2 separate regions of the Homo sapiens genome follow, and region 1 is linked to region 2. The links are chromatin loops, found by intact Hi-C in ENCODE. Cell type or tissue: sigmoid colon. All regions are shown on one strand. Links, peaks and the distances in the headings refer to the core of each region. The heading gives the core; the rest is flanking DNA.

What was found. Peaks named below come from ENCODE experiments on the same cell type or tissue, not always from the same donor. Only the 100,000 strongest peaks of a DNase experiment are listed, where the experiment ranks them.
Region 1: it touches region 2 in a loop (2.6-fold over the local background); 16 of 110 quality-filtered maps call a loop at or near these places.

What each region holds. Positions count from the first base shown.
Region 1 is chr6:7,166,652-7,172,022 of GRCh38, reverse strand. All of the region lies in intron 1 of RREB1 (ras responsive element binding protein 1), which reads right to left. Among named protein-coding and RNA genes, the nearest start is that of RREB1, 61 kb to the right of the region's middle. RefSeq lists enhancers at 2,054-2,553, 2,554-3,055, 5,273-5,371. In sigmoid colon, for the core only: no CTCF peak of the experiment used is centred there; a DNase peak (open chromatin) is centred at 2,532; H3K27ac peaks cover 2,608 bases.
Region 2 is chr6:7,114,376-7,119,746 of GRCh38, reverse strand. All of the region lies in intron 1 of RREB1 (ras responsive element binding protein 1), which reads right to left. Among named protein-coding and RNA genes, the nearest start is that of RREB1, 9.1 kb to the right of the region's middle. RefSeq lists an enhancer at 184-759 and a silencer at 3,997-4,291. In sigmoid colon, for the core only: no CTCF peak of the experiment used is centred there; no DNase peak of the experiment used is centred there; H3K27ac peaks cover 1,846 bases.

The sequences.
Region 1 (5,371 bases), core at 192-5,191, 52 kb before region 2:
ACTGAGCTAGCATGACGTCACTGTACTCAAGCCTGGTCAACAGGGCCAGACTTTATCTCCAAAAAAAAAAAAAAAGACTAATGGTCAGGCTCTTTAACCTGCCATTCAAGAGTCTCCATGCTCTGGCCTCAGTCCACCTTCTGGCCCCGTCGCACACCAGTCCCCTTGGTTACCCTTTCTGCTCAGTTCCTTGCCCCAGAATATCTGCCTGCACCCCTCTCCTGACCTCATCCCTCATGGCCATGTTCCACATGACTCCCACTGACCCATGGCTCGTGGTTCCAAATTCCAGGACACACTCACCTCTAATGTTGCCATCACACCCATCACACTTCATCATGGCTAACCATTTTTGAGCACCATGTGCCACATGCACTGTCTCATTTAATCCTCAAAACAACAACCATGAGGATTGTTCCCAGTGTACAGCCATAAAGACAAAGGTTGAGAGGGACTGAGTCACTTGTCTCCAAGATCCTAGAGCTGCTGCGTGGTAGAGCAATGTAATAAATCCAGTTGCTGAACTCTGTTAAATTTCTTTTGGAAAAGTGTGCGACTCCTGGCCCATGGCTGGAGAGCACAGGTGTGCTCCCTTAGTCACGTTCTCTGACTTCTAATAATCTCGCTCTGCATCACTGCTGCCCTTCCAGATGCTCTGCACCTGGCTTTCCATTTCCGTCCCCGTCAAGGCAGGAAGGCGGAGTGCTCTCCTCCCCCTTCACCTCTGCCCTCCTCTCCCTGGCAGGAGGCAGAACTGGACTTCCACCTCAGTCTAAAAGGTTCGTTGCAGCGGGCAAGAGTTTGGAAACACTACGCTTGCTCTGCAAAGTGATGGGGCACTTCACGTTATATACCCTTGTGTTCTAGAAGCAGCCAAGCAAAGGAGGCTCTGCCTGAATCCTGAACAGTCTAGTCCTATCTGATGAGCTGACCTTGCAGAGAAGATCCACCAACACGAGGCAGGGAGAAATTAACTACTACAGACCCTCCACCAAACAAACCCCAAGGGCATGAGCATCCAGCCCTTTATTAGAAATGCAAATTCTCAGTCCCACCCCAGACCTACCGAGTCAGAAACCCTCTGGGGGCTGGCACAGCAGTGTGAGTTTCTGAGTTAACAGCTCTCTGGAGGCTTCCATCCAGCCCTGAGAACCAGCTCATGAAGAAGCTCAGGATCTCACTGAAAACCTTCCTTTAGTGAGGATTTGGGAGAAGCTGCTTGGCTTATCATACACCTCCAGAGCAAAAACCAAGGCCCTGGGTCAGAGACAAAGATCCCCATTTCTAACTCTGGCTTTATCTACCACAATAAAAAATAATAATAAATGAGGGACAGGGAGGAATGGATCTATGCAGGGCTTCCTCAGGAACAAACACACATCAGAGGTAGGCTTCAGACAGGCAAGGCCAGCCTGCAGTGCATGGCTGGCAAAACCACATGGCCTGGGCCTTCACGCAGCCCTGGATCCTAAAAGCCTTCTCTCCAGCAAACAGCAGTTGCCAAGCCTGTGGTACTTCCCGAAAAGCTCCTTGGAGGTGGTTGTGGATCACCTCCAAACCTGAGCCCTTCAGCCAGGATTCCTGGTGGCCCCGGATACCCTCCCTCACCTCTCTGCTGCTCCTGGGCAGTGAGGAGTGAGCAACAAGGGGCAGGTGACGGGGAGAACAGTTAGGGAGATGACCTCAAGGGGAGACACGCAGCCCTGGGGTTCCCTCTTACAGCCTTGGAAACTGCTCACCATCTACTACAGTTTATCTCTTAATGGGACCAGAGGGTGGAGGAAGGAAAATCAGAGGTCATTCTCACAGGCCAGGGTGTCTGCTCCTTACTCTGACTAGGTTTCAAATACCCCGCTGGTCTTGACCTGGAGCATTTTATTAGAAATAACACAAGCTACTGATGCTCCTTTTCAAAAGCAATGTCGGTTGTTCTTAGGTAAAGGAAAACTTCAATATTTTGTAAAGTGTGGGGGAAGGAGCAGCTTAATGCAGAGTAATAGGTTCCATGCAGGAAGCAGCTTCTCTTAAAAATCACTTGGACATTTAAATTATTACATTAAATATAACTTCAGCAGGGAGGCACACATTGACTGGGGAGACAGGGTCCCTGCCTACCAAATTTATCTACGTCAGTCAGATTGAGTATTTAAAACATGATCCACGGGAGAGCTAGGGAGATTTTCTGGACAATGCCAGATAAAACCATCCTGTGGTACCCCATTCTTCTTCCTGCACCTCTCTGCAAGGCTCTGTGCTTCTTTAAAGGAAGGAAATGGGGCACAGTCCCAGTGATAAGCTTTCCTGCTAGTACATGAGGACTATGAAGAAGCTGACTCCACTTCTTGTAGCTCTTCTCCAGGGAGCATGTCTTCCTGCCAGGATCTAACTACTGCCAGATTTGCAAGGCCAAGACACAGCTGCTAAATGGCAGCCATTTGTCACACAGCACCCGGCTCCCCTGGGAGGGGACACAGCAGCCCTCGGCACTCAGCTGTGGGAAGAGTTGAGTCCCTGGCCCTTTCCCCAAAAAAGCCAGACTTTTCCTAAACATTGTTTTTCAGCCTGCCTGCCAGGACCCTGGTATTTCATCACTTTCTTGCCTAACTTAGCAGAAACATGTATCGTCTCTACTCTGGGTGCCCAAGGTGGACTATGCTCTAATAAGGAAGCACCCATGCTGGACCACAGGGGCAGAGGGCCCACAGGGCACCCTCACCTACCCCCAGGGCAAGGCAGGGTTTCCTGGGCCAAGGCTAAAGATGTCCCACAGGGAATTAAGTTGAGCAGCTCCCCTGCCCTGTCCCACCCTAAGATCTGCTCTCCTGGCTTATCAGGTAGACCCAGGTGCAAGAAAGGGTAGGAAGAGGCCTCCACAACACACCTTGGTTGAGGAATTTGAAAACAGAAAAGAATGTTGCTATAAGTAACAGAAAACAGGATTCAAGTCAGAGTATACTGGAAATCTAATGTGCATCCAATTATATTTTTTCCAGAGCACCCACTTCCCTGATAACCTAGGGCACTAACACTTGTGACATAAACTCTATGCTAGAAATATGCTAGGCACTTTACATATATTTAATCCTCCCCCACATCTTGTAAGGTAATGATTAGGTTATTTGCTAGATATAGCACAGCTCTTAAAGGGCGGAGCCAGGAGTCTAGCCTGGGGTTGTCTGACTCCAAAAATCTTGTACTTTCCACTGTAGCACAAGAAGGGTCTTTGAAAAACCATTTGGAGAAGGGTCATTAGCAAGCTAGAGGATTGGGAAACCAAGTCAAGGGGAAAACTGGAAATGGCTAACAGAATGGAGACAAGAGCCAGCTACAAAAGCTGCAGGACTGGTGTGTGGAAGAGGGGCACACTCATTGCACAGGTCCACCATGGAAGGAATGAGGCACAAACAAGTAACTCTGGAGCTCCATGATTCTTTAAACCAGAGCTTTGAACTAAGCCCTCAGATGGATACAGGCCAGATAAGGTAATGAGCTCGCTGTCCCCAGGAGTCTTCAAGCAGAGGGTGGGTAACCACTAGTTAATTAAAAAGCAAACAAAAAACCCCAGTCCGGCAATGGGTGGGAGACCAGGTTAGAAGACTCTTCTGACTTCCAGATTCTGCACTTCTAAGGGGACAATCTATCTTGCATAACACTTGTCCTCTCTGCATAATACCTTAAGATTCCAAAAGCATGTGCAAGAATAAACCATTACAGCATAACTTTAAAAGCACATGACATGGGGAATCTTTTTTTTTTTTTTTTTTTTTTCAGACGGAGTCTCACTCTGTCACCCAGGCTGGAGTGCAGTGGCATGATCTCGGCTCACTGCAACCTCTGCCTCCTGGGTTCAAGTGATTCTCCTGCCTCAGCCTCCCGAGTAGCTGGGATTACAGGCATGCATCACCACACCCGGCTAAATTTGTATTTTTAGTAAAGATGGAGTTTTGTTGAACAGGCTGGTCTCAAACTCCTGACCTCAAGTGATCCTCCCACCTCGGCCTCACAAAGTGTTGGGATTACAGGCGTGAACCACCGTGCCCAGCCTGACATGGGGAGTCTTAAATTTTGGCCTGGAAATCCAGCTTGCCATCAATGGAGCCACCGAACTCTGAGCCTCAGTTCTCCTAGCTGAAAAATGAAGCTGATAACACTGCCCTCCTTACCTTACAATATAGGTTCAAAGGAGTGCTTGTTAAAATACTTTACAAACATTGTGGCATCCTCCAGCATGCGAGCTACTGATGCTACACTATTTATCCTCCAACATTCCAGGTAGTCCCTGGGATGATTCTCCTAACTCCTCAATTCACCCATCTGCTTCCCCTATTGGATTGCCAAAACCTTGAAGGCAGGAGCTCACCTTGATGGTCTTCTAAAAAAATTCCTGTCCCCGGCCGGGAGCGGTGGCTCACGCCTGAGGCGGGTAGACTGCCTGAGGTCAGGAGTTCGAGACCAGCCTGGCCAACATAGTGAAACCCCATCTCTACTAAAAATACAAAAAATTAGCTGGGCGTGGTGGCGGGTACCTGTAATCCCAGCTACTCAGGAGGCTGAGGCAGGAGAATTGCTTGAACCCAGGAGGCAGAGGTTGCAGTGAACCAAGATAGTGCCATTGCACTCCAGCCCGGGCAACAAGAGCAAAACTCCATCTCAAAAAAAAAAAAAAAAAAAAATCCTGTCCCAGCCCACAAGTTGGACAATTTAAAATAAATATAATTTGGCTTTTCCCAAATGCAATCCCCTGGCCAATGAGAACAGCTGCTGACACAGTCGCCATGCTATCTGGCGACCAGGAAATAAAAACCCCTCTGACTTCAGTTGCTGCTGAAACCAATCCTGGTCAGCTTCACGTTTGGTTAATTACGGAAGTACACACTACTGGCTGCCACAGGGATGCAGCTCTTTCTTCCCTATATTCACCAAGCTGCTTCTCTCCCAACTAACTGCAGCACCTGAATACAGCATGGCTGACACCATGACAATGTATGGTAGAAATGGGAGTGTTCTGGGACACATCTCTGAAGTGAATCTAAGTATCTTCGGTCACATTTCCAGCTTCTGGTAAGAAGCTAGGGTAAAGTTCAGTAGCAGTTTGCATAGAGTTTTAGGCAATATCCTGCAACTCTTTCACAGGCCCTGAGGTCGCCGGGCTGGCCTTTCTGACATGCTCAGGGAAAGGGTGCAGCAGCAACGGGATTCTCCACTTTGCCCCAGGGACGAGCTGCAAGCTAAGCAATCCCAGGGCAGGTGATTTACCTTAAATCTGGGCTTCGAATTCCCAGAATTCAGGATGACACTCCTTAGAAAACCAAAATGACTTGTGGAAGATACAAGCGTTTGAAATGCTTCTCCCCTAACAGCTTAGCTTAGA
Region 2 (5,371 bases), core at 241-5,240:
GCAAATCTCATCATGCTAATCTGGCCTAACACTTTTCGTAGCTTCCCAGAGTTCCTAGCAGCCTGCTCTAGCCCTTATCTACCGCACCATCCCTGTAATTCACTGGTTCTGTGTCTTGTCTTCCTCCAAACACTGTGCTTTTCTCATTTTCCTGGACGCACACCTCTCTCCAACCTCAGGGTCTTTGTACAAGCCGTTTTCTGACGCTTTTTCTTTCCTCTCACCCATCCTTCAGCTATTAGCTCAAATGTCACTTCCACAAGGTGCCTTCCTTGACCGGCCTCCCAGCATCTTTCACTCCTCCCCCACACACAAAGGCCACACACTGGTGGCACTTAGCACGTGTATATAAAAATGACTTCTTAGTTGCTGAACACGTGTCCTTTTCTTTTTTTTTGAGATGGAGTCTCGCTCTGTCACCCGAGCTGGAACGCAGTAGCACGATCTCAGCTCATTCAACCTCTGCCTCCAGGGTTCAAGCGATTCTCCTGCCTCAGCCTCCTGAGTAGTTGGGATTACAGACGCCCGCCACTACGCCCAGCTAATTTTTGTGTTTTTAGTAAAGATGGGGTTTCACCATACTAGCCAGGCTGGTCTCCCAAAGTGCTGGGATTACAGGCGTGAACCACCACGCCTGCCATTTCTTTTGATGCAATATATCCTCTACGAGGCTTTCAACTATCTTTCCCATACCAGTAAACTTGGTGCTTAACACAGTAGCCTTGCATAGTGGATATTCAAATATGTATTGAATCAATAAAAATCTGTAAATGTTAAAAAAATAATAACACCATGGGAGGCCAGGTGCAGTGGCTCACGCTTGTAATCCCATCACTTTGGGAGGCCGAGGTGAGTGCACCACCTGAGGTCAGCAGTTTGAGACCAGCCTGGCTAACATGGTGAAACCCTGTCTCTAAAAAAAAAAAAAAAAAAAAAAAAAAAAAATTAAAAAAAACACCATGGGATTGGCAAATTTGGTGGTGAAAAACTGACTATTTTCAAAAGGACGCTAAATCTCATACTGAATCACACTCCAGGACAGGAGGTTGTGAAGCCTTATTAAGCTTTTGAACAAATGGTTCTCAGAAACCTTCTTTTCATGATTTAAATACAAATCAAATTCAGAGACACGCAAGTTAAGCCTCCTTTAAACTATACTTGGTTTTAAACTTTTAATAGAACACTTTAGCCAAATACATACAGATTTAACTAACCAAGCCATAGAAAACCTGTTTGAGATGTTCACTAGTTTTATAAAATTATCCTCCAAAACATTTAAAATTCCTAAAGCAAAGGAAAAACTGACTTTAAAATAACCTATTTTCTGGGCGGGAGCGGTGGCTCACACCTGTAATCCCAGCACTTTGGGAGGCCAAGGCGGGCAGATCACATGAGGTTGGGAGTTTGAGACCAGCCTGGCCAACATAGTGAAACTCTGTTTCTACTAAAAATACAAAAATTAGCCAGGTGTGGTGGCATGCGCCTGTAATCCCAGCTACTCAGGAGGCTGAGGTGGGAGAATCGCTTGAATCCAAGATGTGGAGGTTGCAGTGAGCTGAGATTCCACCCCTGCACTCCAGCCTGGGAGATAGTGCAAGACTCTGTCTCAAAAAGAAAACAAAAAACTATTTTCTGTATTGAAGAGGAAAATATATGAGCCTCCTGATAAATAAAACTACGTTAGAATATTATATCTGAATGTATCTGCCAAATCTGAGCCTAAACTCTAGTTAGCAGATAAGCACTTGTTAAAAAATATTTATAGTAATATATTTTTAATCAACCAGGATTTCATCTTGTATAAAAAATACCAAGAACTTCCACACACTATGTCATTTTCTTCTTTTTGCTTTTTTAAATTCATGTCAGGCTCAGTGGCTCATACCTCATACCTGTAATCTCAACACTTTGGGAGGCTGAGGTAGGAGGACTGCTCCATCCCAGGAGTTTAGGAATTTGAGACCAGCATGAGCAACATAGAGAGACCCTGTCTCCAAAAAAATAAAAAATAAAAATTCATTGTTTAAAAAGGAAATCTGGTGGGGCGCGGTGGCTCATGCCTGTAATCCCAGCACTCTGGGAGTCCAAGGTGGGCAGATCACCTGAGGTCAGGAGTTCAAGACCAGCCTGGCCAACATGGTGAAACCCCATCTCTACTAAAAAAAATACAAAAATTAGCTGGGTGTGGTGGTAGGCGCCTGTAATCCCAGCTACTCGGGAGGCTAAGAGAATCGCTTGAACCTGGGAGGCGGAGGTTGCAGTGAGCCAAGACTGCGCCATTGCACTCCAGCCTCGGTGACAAGAGTAAAACACTTCGTCTCAAAAAAAAAAAAAAAAAAAAAAAAAAAAAAAAAAAAACAGGAAACCTATTCACATGGTTCACCTTTGTGTTTCAGAACACCCACCCCATCTTCCTGGTTATCTCCCCTATTTCTGAAGACATATCTACCTCTTTTATGAGAAAATTAAGATTTTGATTTTGTATATTCAGAGAAATGTTTTGTTTTTTACACTGAAGTGTCAGAATAAAGGGAGCTCCCTTAAAACAGTGAAAATGATTATTTTTATAAATATGATCTAAAATCAACTATTACCACGTGTATACTGCACATACACAGACACATACAAACACATAAAGCAAGATTTATACCCTGTAGATTTCTGGCTTGGTATTCTGTTTTGAATCCTACGAGTAATGGAAAAAAGAGAAGCTAAATTATACACAGACCAACACTCCTATTAACTCATACCACTAATGAAACAAAACTCTAACTAAGCAGAGAAAATGGGCCCACACATTGGAGCTCTGAAATGATTTTGGTCTTTGATCTGTGTGCCCATCTCTCCTATTTAATGTAAACTTCAAATCAAGAGCCATGAAAAATGGTTATAATTAGTAAAGGCCCCAGTGTGACAGCTTTTAGTGCAACCAGGCATTAACAAGGAGTTTTTTTCACTTTTACATTAAGCTGAGCCAACTTTTATTTTAGAATTTCTGTAATTCAAAATTCTTTCCCACCAAAGAACTTAATTCTTTCCCACCTAGCACCACCTTCTGCATGATGGGTATGCTGAAATCGTTAGTTCATGTCTATTTCCTTCATTGAATTTGTAGCACTATTTAGGCCTTAGCTTCCAAATTACATGTGGCTATTCTCCAAAATCTTCAGAAACTCTCATTTTTGTATCAGAAATCAACACACAGTGGTGAGTGAGCACCAACTATGCAATCGTTCTAGGTGCAGGAGATGGGAAAATATTCTTGAAGTGAGAGAAACATGTTAAGAGATAAATTACAACAGACAAGACTTGACAGATGGGGGTAAAAGTTACTCACAACAGAAGAGCTAATTCTCCATAGAAGAGGTAGTATTTAAGCTGGGTCTTGAAAAAAAGAGTACAAAATTTTTATTGCTGAAGGAAGGGGATGGGGATGCAACAGAATGAACAATCCAGGCAACAGGAGGCAGTAAGAATCAATTCAGTGTGGCAGTGGGGTAGAAGAGAGTGACAAGAGCTGAGACTAGAAATTCAGCTTGGAAGCAGACGAAGTTCCTTGTATGCCAAGTTAAGGAGTTTGGATTTCTTCCTGTAGACAACAGAGAGCCAAGAGATGTTTTTAAGCAGGCAAACACCACGCACGGCTTTAGTTCTGATGATTCTGGCAGCAGAGTGGAGGATGAACTGCAGTAAGGAGAAACTGGTGGCAGGAAATTAACTTGGGAGGCGTTTGTGACTTGATGAGGGCCTTAGGTCAGAAACGATAGAACAGCCAATGCCAGGGCCAGACTGGAGTGTGGTTTTGCAGAGGGCCTGGTGACTGATCGAACATTGGGGCAGGACAGACATACGTCAGGACGGCAGTAAGACTCCTGGCCTAGAAGGCTGGGTGGATGGTGATCACCTTCCAGAAGGAAGGGAGAGGACTTTCATTTTTACAAGTACCTGCAGGGTAAGGTACTTGCAGGGTGATCAGGGTGACAAAAGGTTCAAGCTTGGGAGAAGTTGTAAATGGAGATATAGAGTTGGGAGTTGGCAGTTTATAGGTTAGACGAGAAGACAGAAAAGCACCAGAACGCAGAGTGCGTTCTGCAGGAACAGGACTCGTTACCACGTATGGGACTGCAAAGGTGGCTGCAGAGCAATGGCCCTGAGCACCATCAGTGCGACTGACACCAATGGGACACTGACTAACCGCTGGTTTAGATGTAAAAAGAGCTATCTTCAAGTATTGCACATGTCTATAAAGTGGGAGCCCAGGCCACTCTAGGGGTGACTCTGCCTACCACTGGCAGCCCTTCCTTTTCTGGAATTCGATCTCTGTCTCCCTGTTTTCTTCTCCCCTCTATGGTTTCCTTACCTCCTGTCTGTGTGATAGGCTGGGGGGTGGGGGGGAAGGCCAAGGGTCAGATCAGTTAACACTTGCTGGCTAAAAGATCACTCCTGACACTATATTAGACATTTCTGGTCTGAGGCCTGGGGTCCCTTAACATAAAAATAATCACCGCCTCCTACCCTGCATCCCCTTACTCCCTCCCTATCCCTCCCAACCACAGCAGCTGGCAGCCATCCACCCTCTCAAGAGGAGATGTATGGACAGAGCACCCGGCTCAGAAACACTGCCCTATAAAAACGGCAGACGGTTATGTAAGAATTTTGCAAAAACTTGAGAAAATAAAACAAGGGAGACTACGAATGCAAAAACATTAACTGTTAAGCAAGTAAGGGCTAGTTCAAACACTTAAAAAAAAAAAAAGGTATACTCCACATAACTTAGAACATGAAGGAGGCTGCAGATGACAGCACCAGAGCAAGTTTCCCAAATAACTGAAGAGGTGACTGGGAAAGCTGAGCCATCGACCACAACAGCTTCACAAAGCCAATGAATCTAGTTTGTTTTAGAAGTAGATGACTTCTAGAATTTTCATTTACTACGGGGTTTTCAAATATATTTAATGCCACTTAACATTTTCCTCAACCCCAAATTTTCTGTGAAACTTCGAACTTGCCAACCATGGTACCTCAGAGGCAAATAAGAGCTTACTTGCTTTATGGAATTTCAGATTTCTAAATATATCGCATGCAATACAGGCAGCGCACCCAGTGGACTTGTAGATGAGACCCAGGCCACGACTACTGTACCTTTCAAGCAGGCTTTCTCAACCTCAGCTCTGCTGACGTATGGGGGTCGTTCTGTGCACTCCAAGATGTGGAACAGCATCTTTGGGGTCTATGCACTAAAGGCCAGTAGCAGCTCCCCGCTGCCGCCCCCCCCCCCACCAGAAACACTTAAAAATGTCTCCAGACAGTGCCAAAAGTCCCCTGGGGGCAAACCCACCAGGTTGAGAACCACTTCTTCAAAGAGTAAGCC